Linked DNA regions of Homo sapiens: region 1 is linked to region 2. Evidence: read pairs that join two places in POLR2A ChIA-PET (ENCODE). Cell type or tissue: PC-9. All regions are shown on one strand. Links, peaks and the distances in the headings refer to the core of each region. The heading gives the core; the rest is flanking DNA. Region 1 has its middle 46 kb from the start of SSR3. Region 2 overlaps KCNAB1 (potassium voltage-gated channel subfamily A regulatory beta subunit 1).

Region 1 (4,400 bases), core at 78-4,077, 71 kb after region 2:
GATTTCTAGTGTTGAAAGCTCATTCAGCATCGTTCTGTATAGAGGGAGCCCTGCAGCTGGGGCAAGGCAGAAAGCAAGGAGACGAGATCACCCTAAAATTCCTCTTCTGGGAAAAACCTAATTATAATCCTATCAATTTGGTGAGTGCACACTTTCTTTAAATAGAAAATGTTCCCCCCATGAAGTCGGGGCAGGAGAAGGAGGTAGCTACATGTATTCACCTTGCTACACTTGGCACGCTGACAATTTAGAACTGTTTTTCACCACGCAGGCTCATAGACCCTTCATGCTCCCCAAGGCAGGCCTTTCTGGCTTCTTGCCTTTCTCAGCTTCTCACACTTCCCAACCCCCAACCCCTGTCATTGTCACAGTTTTCTTCCTTTCCTCACAACAATTGCATGGAGGAGGACAAGGTGGTTACTGCTGGCCACGCTGACCTAAATAAAATGCAGGGGTCACAAGGTCATTTCCATGGGGATTGTGTACAATTTGCATACTCTCAGTCAGACATGCTGTCAAAATCCAAGCAATTTTCCATATTAAATATTGGTCACTTAAAAATTAACATTATGAAAAATGGAACTGGGCATAGATAATTTTTAATGTATCTATATCATAGCTGCAGGTCTTTTTACTTTTTTATATTTGTTTGGAGCTGTTTCCATTTATTTAATAAATATTTTTAATATAAAACTGCTTAAAGAATATTTATTTATGCATTTTAAAGACATACACATAGGAGAATGCTATATCAGTAACCTGGGCTCTTTTCTGTAAGCTACTTCAGGTACACTCTCGTATTTTTCATCAACACTAAAGTATCCACTTACAAACCATTAAATGAAGTAGGATATTTAGACTTAAAATCAACACATTTCAGCATATGTAGGTCTCTAATTAAAAAAATGGCCAGGTACAGTGGCTCATGCCTGTAATCCCAGTGCTTTGGGAGGCTGAGGTGAGAGGATTGCTTGAGCTCAGGAGTGTGAGACCAGTGTGGGCAACACAGCAAGACCTCATCTCTACTAAATATTAAAAAAAAAAAATCAAGCACGGTGGTGCTCACCTGTGGTTCCAGCTACTCAGGAGGCTGAGGTAGGAGGATCGCTTGAGCCTGGAAGATTGAGGCTGCAGTGAACTACAATTGAGCCACTGCATTCCAGCTTGGGTGACAGAGTGAGACCCTGTTTCAAAAAAAAAAAAAAAAAGTGTGTGTGTGTGTGTGCGCGCGCGCGCGCATGCACTGGGAAAGACAGGATAATGAGAGAACAATGTTGAACTTGATCACATCCCTAAGAAGGAAGAAGGAAAAAATTGATGGTAGGTGGTCAGCTTTGTGCACTAGCCACTAATTGATACTGTACTGTTAATCTAGGATGACTCGGTCACTGCCTAGATTGATGGAAATGGGAGGAAGGTTGAAAGGCAACTTAGATATATGAGATGGTTTTTTAAAAATGAAATTAATGCAAAAATTCAATGATGAACAAACTATAAAAATTTAAATAACAGGATCTAACCCTGCATTTGCATGACCTTGTCTCATTTGCCTCACCCTAATCCTGGCCCTGGTTCCAACAAAACTTTATTTACAAAAATAGGCAAGTGACCTGTGAGCCATGGTTTGCCAATTTGGTTTTTTAAAGCATTGCATTAAAATAAAGTCATGAATTGCTTAATGATCGGGATACATTCTGAGAAATTCATCACTAGGTGATTCTGTCATTGTGCAAACATCATAGAATGTAGTTACACAAGCCTAAATGGTATCGCCAACTACACACACAGGCTATATGGTATAACCTATTCCTCCTAGGCTACAAACCTATACATTACGTTACTGTACTGAGTACTATAGGCAGTTGTAGCACACATGTTGTTTATCTACACGTATCATTTAGGCTACACTAAGTTTATTATAAAAGTTTTCTCTCTTCAATAATACATTGACCTTGGCTAGCTGTAACTTTTCTACTTTATAAACTTTTAATTTTAAAAAACTTTCAGATGTATTTATAACAACACAGCTTAAAACACAACACATTGTACAGCTGTACAAAAATATTTTCTTTATATCTTTATCTCACAAGCTTTTTTTTTCTATCTTTAAAAGCTTTAAAAAAAGTTTTTAAACATTTTTTTTTGTTGTTGTTAAAAACTAAGACACAGATGTACTTAGACTTGGCCTACACAGAGTCAGGAACATCAATATCACTACCTTCCACCTCCACATCCTACCCCACTGGAAGGTTTTCAGGGGCGATAATACACATTGAGCTGTCGTCTCCTATGATAACAATGCCTCCTTCTGGAATACCTCCTGGAGGACCTGCCTGAGGCCATTTTACAGCTAACTGTTTTTTAATAAGTAGAAAGAGTACAAAGAGTACACTCTAAAATAAGGATAAAAAGTGTAGTGTAGTAAACCAGTAACATGGTCATTTATTATCATGATCAAGTATTATGTACTGAACATGATTTTGTTGCTATACTTTTATATGACTGGTAGTGCAGTGAGTTTGTTTACACTAGCATCACCACAAATACATGAGTAATTTGTTGCACTAGGACATTACGACAGCTACAATGTCCCTAGGTGATAAGAATTTTCAGCTCCACTATAATCTTATGGGGCCACCAACTGATAAAATATATTTAAGGTATCTTTATATTTTACATGTGGTTCATCATTGACCAGGATGTTGTTATGTGGACTTATATTTTTTACCTTGATTACTGAGTATTTTTTGCATTACCTTAAACTGTGTGTCTAAGGTGAGTACTTTATTCACCTCACCCTGATCCTGGCTTTGAGTGGAACTGGTAAATTGTGACTTCCTTTCAGGTTAAAAGACAAAGAAGTTTGAATGTAAAACAAAGTTATGCAAAATTTATCATGTAAAACAAAATGAAGTTACACGTGCATTATGTTTATGTAATTCCTCTTACATATAACTGCCTTAGACTCCAGATAGTACAATTTTTATGAGTGTGAGAGAAGACGGACCCCATGGTACCTTCTAGTCCCAGGTGGAGTAGACCTAGGCACAAGAATCCACCAGATCAAAAGCTCTTTCAGCCAATCAGGAGCAAAGGAGCAGTGCCAATAGATCCAGAGCTGACACTAGGGTTTCAACAATTCCCACAGTACTTTATTGTGTAGTATCCTCTAAGCTCATATTTTTGTGGTATGTCTAAGGTTTGTGTCTCCTGAAGCTTCATGTCAGAGCTACTTGATAGTCGTAAGCACACATTATGGTTCAAAAGCAACTCAGGGTTTCAAAGAAAACCACAGTCTACAGATGAGGTCAGAATTTCTTCAGGGTGTAAGTGGTGATTTGTCTCAGTCTCATGATTTTCATGTACTCATTTCCCAAATAACTCCAGTCTCAAAGAGCGCATCTGAAATGTTACACCTCTTGCAAGAAAGTACAGTACAGTGATTCCCTGTTCCAGGACATTATATGCTTTAGTGAGTCATTAACAGAATATTTCATTTTCCTACTAAGGTGTCAACTAAACTCATAATCCCTTCTAGGGTCAGCATGATTTCCTTCTAATTGATTTAGTACATACTTAAAGATTTCCTGATGTCCAGTTCTGGGAACATCACCATCCATGGGGTCATCATGAAAGTGGTCACAGTTGTCTTTAAAATCTGCAAACAGTTCTCAGAACAGTTAATGTGATGTTTATGCACATCTACCCCTAGAAAACCAAACTATTAATTTGCTTGTGCGGGAACACTTTGGGCTCATCTGTACAGTCATTTATTTTGGGGCAAGTTCATTCCTTGCCATGAGAATTTTAACTATTTATGTTATAGCTTTTGGACTTAGTTGTTGTCAGTTGGGATAATTGTATCCAGTAAACCTTTTTTTCTTCTCCCCATTTTTTTTTTAAAGTTTTCTTTTGTTATTATTGTTGTTGACTTTGAACATATGGTGAGGTTTTTTTTCTCTTTATATTTTACCAGCTAACTTATTTGATATATTACAAATAAGTAACACAAAGTACATAGTAATTTACTAAAGAAGAAAAAGTTAAGTCACATTGAGTTTCCTGGAGACAAAGAACACCCCTTTCTTTTCTCTCAGGCCATTTGGGATATAAAATTAGAACAAACCTAAGAACATGTTGGTATGTATCTTTGTGCTTTGGTTGCCAAGTACAAGAGGTGAAACATGTCTCCAATAAATAACTTTGGGGGTACACACTCGTGCTGGACAACCCGAAAATAAGCACCCTGTGCTGGAAAGAACAGAGTGCTCCCTTCAGTAATTTAAAAGCATCTTTTCCTGATTGTGGCTGCCCATACATGCTGGTAGTTCAGTTGGCAGGATCATTAAGTACTAAATGCTCCACAGGAGAGAACAAGCCCAAAGTGCTCCAGGAGTGCA
Region 2 (4,400 bases), core at 155-4,154:
AATAAACAGATAATTTTAATACAGGTCATCATATTAAGAAGGGAACAGGGGATAAGGGAATTAGAGTAGGAGCTTGGAATTCAGGGAAGTACTTTAGGAGCAGGCAATACCTTTGGGGAATCTCAAATGACAGGCAAATATTAGTGAGGCAAAAAGAAAGGGGAAGGCAAAAGGACATTCCAGGCAAAAGGAACAGCTTGAGCAATGTGCCCCAGAATGAAGGGAGAGGAAGAGGAGAAAAGCAGCAAGATGCTTGGAGATGGAGAGGATTTAAAGACAGGTGAGTGCTCCTGAAGCACAAAGTTCAAGGTAGGGAGCCATGAAGCTGCAGAGGTAGGCTAGAAAATAAGGTTTGCCAAGGTAAGAATTAAGAACCTCATCTTACAGGACAATGAGTTATGTCAGGCACTAGCTAGGGAAGTGATATGATCAGATTTGTGTTTAGAGAGACTGCTGCTGGCTGGATGAGAGCTGTATGGGGGAAATATAAGGGGACAATTCAAGCAAGAGGTAGGAAAACCAGTTATCCAGGAGAGAGATGGTGAGGGCCTGAGTGAGGGCAGCAGTGACTGAGGAGGAGAAGACAGCTGAACCGGAGAAGACAGCTGAACCAAAGCAGTCATTGTCAAACTGAGCCCTGTATCCACACAATGGAATACTCTTTAGCAACAAAAAGAAATGGTATACGGGTACATAGTGCAACACGGAAAAACCTAGAAAACATATGCTAAGTGAAAACCAGACACAAACGACCACCTATTGTATGATTCCATTTAGATGAAATGTCCAGAAAAGACAAATCTGGAGACAAAAAGTAGATCAGTGGCTGCCTGGTACTTGAGGTAGGGATCTTATTAGGGTGATGGAAATGTTATAAAACTGCATTAAAAATGGTGAAGGTTGCACCTTAAAAATGATGGTTGGTAAATTTATAAAAATTATTTAATGTACACCTAAAATGGGTAAAATTTTTGATGTATAAATTTTACCTCAATAAAGTTGGTTAAAAAAAAAAAAAGAGCATGGTCCCAGATAGCAGCATCAGCATAAGCATTACCTAGGAGTGTGTTAAAAATGCACAGACTGCACCCCAGACCTGAATCAGAAACTCAGCGGGTGAGCCATAACAATGGGTGTTTCACAGGCCCTCTGGATGATTCTGATGCATACCAAAGTTTGAAAACCACTTGATTAGAGGAATATTTAGGAGGAATAATCAACTGGACTTAGCAGTTAAAAGGGAAAAGGGGGTCAGAACAGGACAGTTCTTAAAGAGTACTCCCAGGTTTCCAGATTGGGGAGCCACATTGCTGGTGATGCCCCCAAATGTGATTGGGAATGCAAGAAGGCCAGGCATTATAGCAAGAAGTTTGCGGTGCTGGTGGGGCATCTAGCAGGAAGGCCCAGCAGACACTGCATCTATGAGTCCAGCAACACTGAGTTCCAGGCAGCTAAGGACTCAGAAGTCCACTGTAATCACCAGCAGGCTCCTGGGGACCTTAGCTTCTGGACACAGCAAGAAGGTGACTGGGATGTGAAGAAGATCAGTAAGGGAATCTGGACTGACCTTTTAGAAGTTTAAGAGGGGAAGAAGGTTGGGGCAGTATCTAAGCAGGTAAAAAGGGTCAGAGGAAGCCTATTCTAGAATGGGAGAAATTTTAGCATGTTTTGTTGACAGAAAGACACAGTAAGAAATTTTGAAATGGGGTGATGGGGGCGGTGGGATCATGTATGAATCAAGTCCAAGAAAAGGCAAAAAGGAGATATCTCCAAGGCAGAGTTTGGTCTTGGACAGAAACCGCACACATCCTCTTCTGAAACTGGAGGATATGGATGTGGATGCTTATGCAGCAGGAGAGTGGGGAATTAAGGAATATTCCAATGGAGGGACTTGATTTTCTATAGACATTAGGACAAGGTCATCTACTAAGAGTGAGGGGGCAGGGGTTGATGGGATGGTTTAAGAGTACAGGTTTAAGGTCATTTTCGGGAAAAGAAAGATGACCAAGGGCAAGAGTGAGGCTGGCCAGGCTGGCTAAAGCCAGCTGGGAGGGAAGACGTGAACGCATAGGGGCACCAGACCATGAACTGTGAGATTCTCTCTAGCACGCTCAGCTACCCTGAAGTAGAAGCCAAAAACGCAGATGCAGCACTGATGGGGATTTGCTAAGGAAGCAGAAGAAGTGAGGGGTGTGAGGGTTCATAAGAGAGTAATTTAGATCATCAACACAGGATGAATCTTGGGTTAGGAAGAAAGGGAGGTCCAGAGAGGGCTGCCAGGTAGGTGGGAACCAAGGAACCAGAAACCTAGAGTCTACAAGAGTTCCAAGCAACAGATGTGGAAAATGAGACCATGAATACAGTGGAAAGACAGGAGGTTGTGGGCCAAGGTAGAAACAGGAATCCAGCCATCTGCTGGTGAGCAGTGTTAGGTGTTTCCAGGAACAATGTGTTTCTAGGGTGGGTAGCTTGAATGCCCTGGTTGAGGTGACAGGGCCTTATGTGGAAAGCAAAAAGGCCTTAAGCCCCGAGCCAACCCAAATGCATTGAGTGTTAATTAAGAGACATATAGTAGGCTAGCAATTGGAAAACCAGCGGAGAAGCAAGAAAGACAGCAGTGCATCTGTGTTTTCTGCTTCTACTTGAGGGCAGCTGAGCGTGCTGGAGAGAATCTTACAATCCATTGTCCAGCGCCTCTATGCATTTGCATTTCCCCTCCCAGCTGGGCTTTGACAGATTCTGTCAAATCTTCTACACAACAGGGGGTGCTGCTCAGGTTTTTAATCCTAGGAAGCACTGTACATCCTCCACAAAAAGAAGTTAATAAATTTTGGCTGCAACAAACAGCTGTAGCAGGTGTTTATAAGCTAATCAACGATTGGAAGTGCTTTGATAAACTGACCCAGTGTCCTCTCCTCCCAGCGTGGTGCCTGAGAAATGAAGGTGTGAGTTCTGTGCTCCTGGGATCATCCACTCCTGAACAACTCATTGAAAACCTTGGTGCCATTCAGGCAAGTACTGCAGCCCCTTCCAACATCAGGGAATTTAATGGTGCCTTTGAGGCTATCTCCAGGCAGTGTCCCATCTCTCCCCCTCTCTGTCCTGGGTGGGGCAAGAGTAGGGGGAACAAAGGCAACAGAACACTTTCCCAGTACATGGATCCAGGGTTGTCCTCTGCCTATGAACAGGCAGTATTCCCAAAGCTCATTTCTTGGGATGGTTTGTTTCTGTGGAAGAGTGCATTGCAGTGTTATACGTGGCAACTGACTTCCCAGGCCTCGCCATAAAAGCCGGCCTGATAACTTGCTTGGAAATTTAAGTCATAGGACAATATACATACATCATTTACTTGTTTGTTCTTTCCACAAATATTGCCCACCTGCTGTGTGCTGAGCCCCTTCTTGCTGTTCCCTGAACATCTTGTATTCCCCCTCCCATGATCTTTTATGATAATGTAGTATAACTGCCTGTCTCTCCTGTTGGACTGCAAGCCCTCTGAGGTCAGACCTGTGTCTTTGCTTTTCCACGGTTTTCCAGTTCCTAGGGTACTTACTACATGTCCCTTAGTTAACACTCAAGATCTATTGAATAAATATTTGCCATGTTTTAAGAGAAATGGGCTCAAAATTCTATTTTGGACTTCCAGGATCACATCTCCCTAGAAGCAAATTTAGGAGGCCCATCCCCATTCCCTATCCCATGAGATGGCCACTGGTCCAGGGCACTAGATGGGGCCTGCAGCCATATTCTGGGGAGCCTGTAGTGGCAGTGGGTGGGTTGAAAGGATGTTCCTGGGAGCTCTAACTAGAGGGGTGGAGTTTAGTATCTATTGTGACCACCTCCTTTCCCCAAAGGCCACAACTAGTCCTGAGCCTATCCTACTCTCAACCCTGCTAAAAGCCCTAGGAACGATCCTGCCCACAATTCCTGCCATAGCCACTACCTGGTAAGGTTATCTATTTTTCTCTTGCTCATGGAGGAAAAGAACTGTCTCACAGCTTCTTCCCTATCTACCTGTCCCTGCAACAAGCACACAGCCCTGTTACCATTCCCAAAAGGAAACAGGTGGAGGTAGCAACAAACATGATTTAAAATCTTTTTTAAAAATAGCCCAGAATACACTGTGGAATAAATGGTATAGATCCCTGCCCATTCCCCCAACCTTTCTTAGGACTGTGCAGCCGTGTAATCACCTCTGCCTCTCTGCTTCTAACAACTCCCATATCCAGCCCCATAACTCCTACTGGATTCTGTGAGGTTCCCTGTAGCTACGTGAGGAATTCTCCCTCTTATGTTCATTTATGCTCTGGGAAAAGATAAGGGTACACAGTGATGAGGGGACAGAACAGTTTGTACAAAAAAGAACTGAAATTCAATCCAATGATTTCAGTTTCACTAAT

The links. ChIA-PET counts read pairs that join two places held together with the same protein. Peaks named below come from ENCODE experiments on the same cell type or tissue, not always from the same donor. Only the 100,000 strongest peaks of a DNase experiment are listed, where the experiment ranks them.
Region 1: POLR2A ChIA-PET joins it to region 2 with 5 read pairs; 3 of 35 experiments call an interaction of 5 or more read pairs at or near these places.

What each region holds. Positions count from the first base shown.
Region 1 is chr3:156,599,294-156,603,693 of GRCh38, forward strand. No RefSeq gene overlaps it. Among named protein-coding and RNA genes, the nearest start is that of SSR3, 46 kb to the left of the region's middle. In PC-9, for the core only: no CTCF peak of the experiment used is centred there; DNase peaks (open chromatin) are centred at 1,718, 2,556 and 3,450.
Region 2 is chr3:156,528,487-156,532,886 of GRCh38, forward strand. KCNAB1 (potassium voltage-gated channel subfamily A regulatory beta subunit 1) reads left to right here. Exons shown (of 14, transcript NM_172160.3): 13 at 2,923-3,011. Among named protein-coding and RNA genes, the nearest start is that of SSR3, 24 kb to the right of the region's middle. In PC-9, for the core only: no CTCF peak of the experiment used is centred there; no DNase peak of the experiment used is centred there.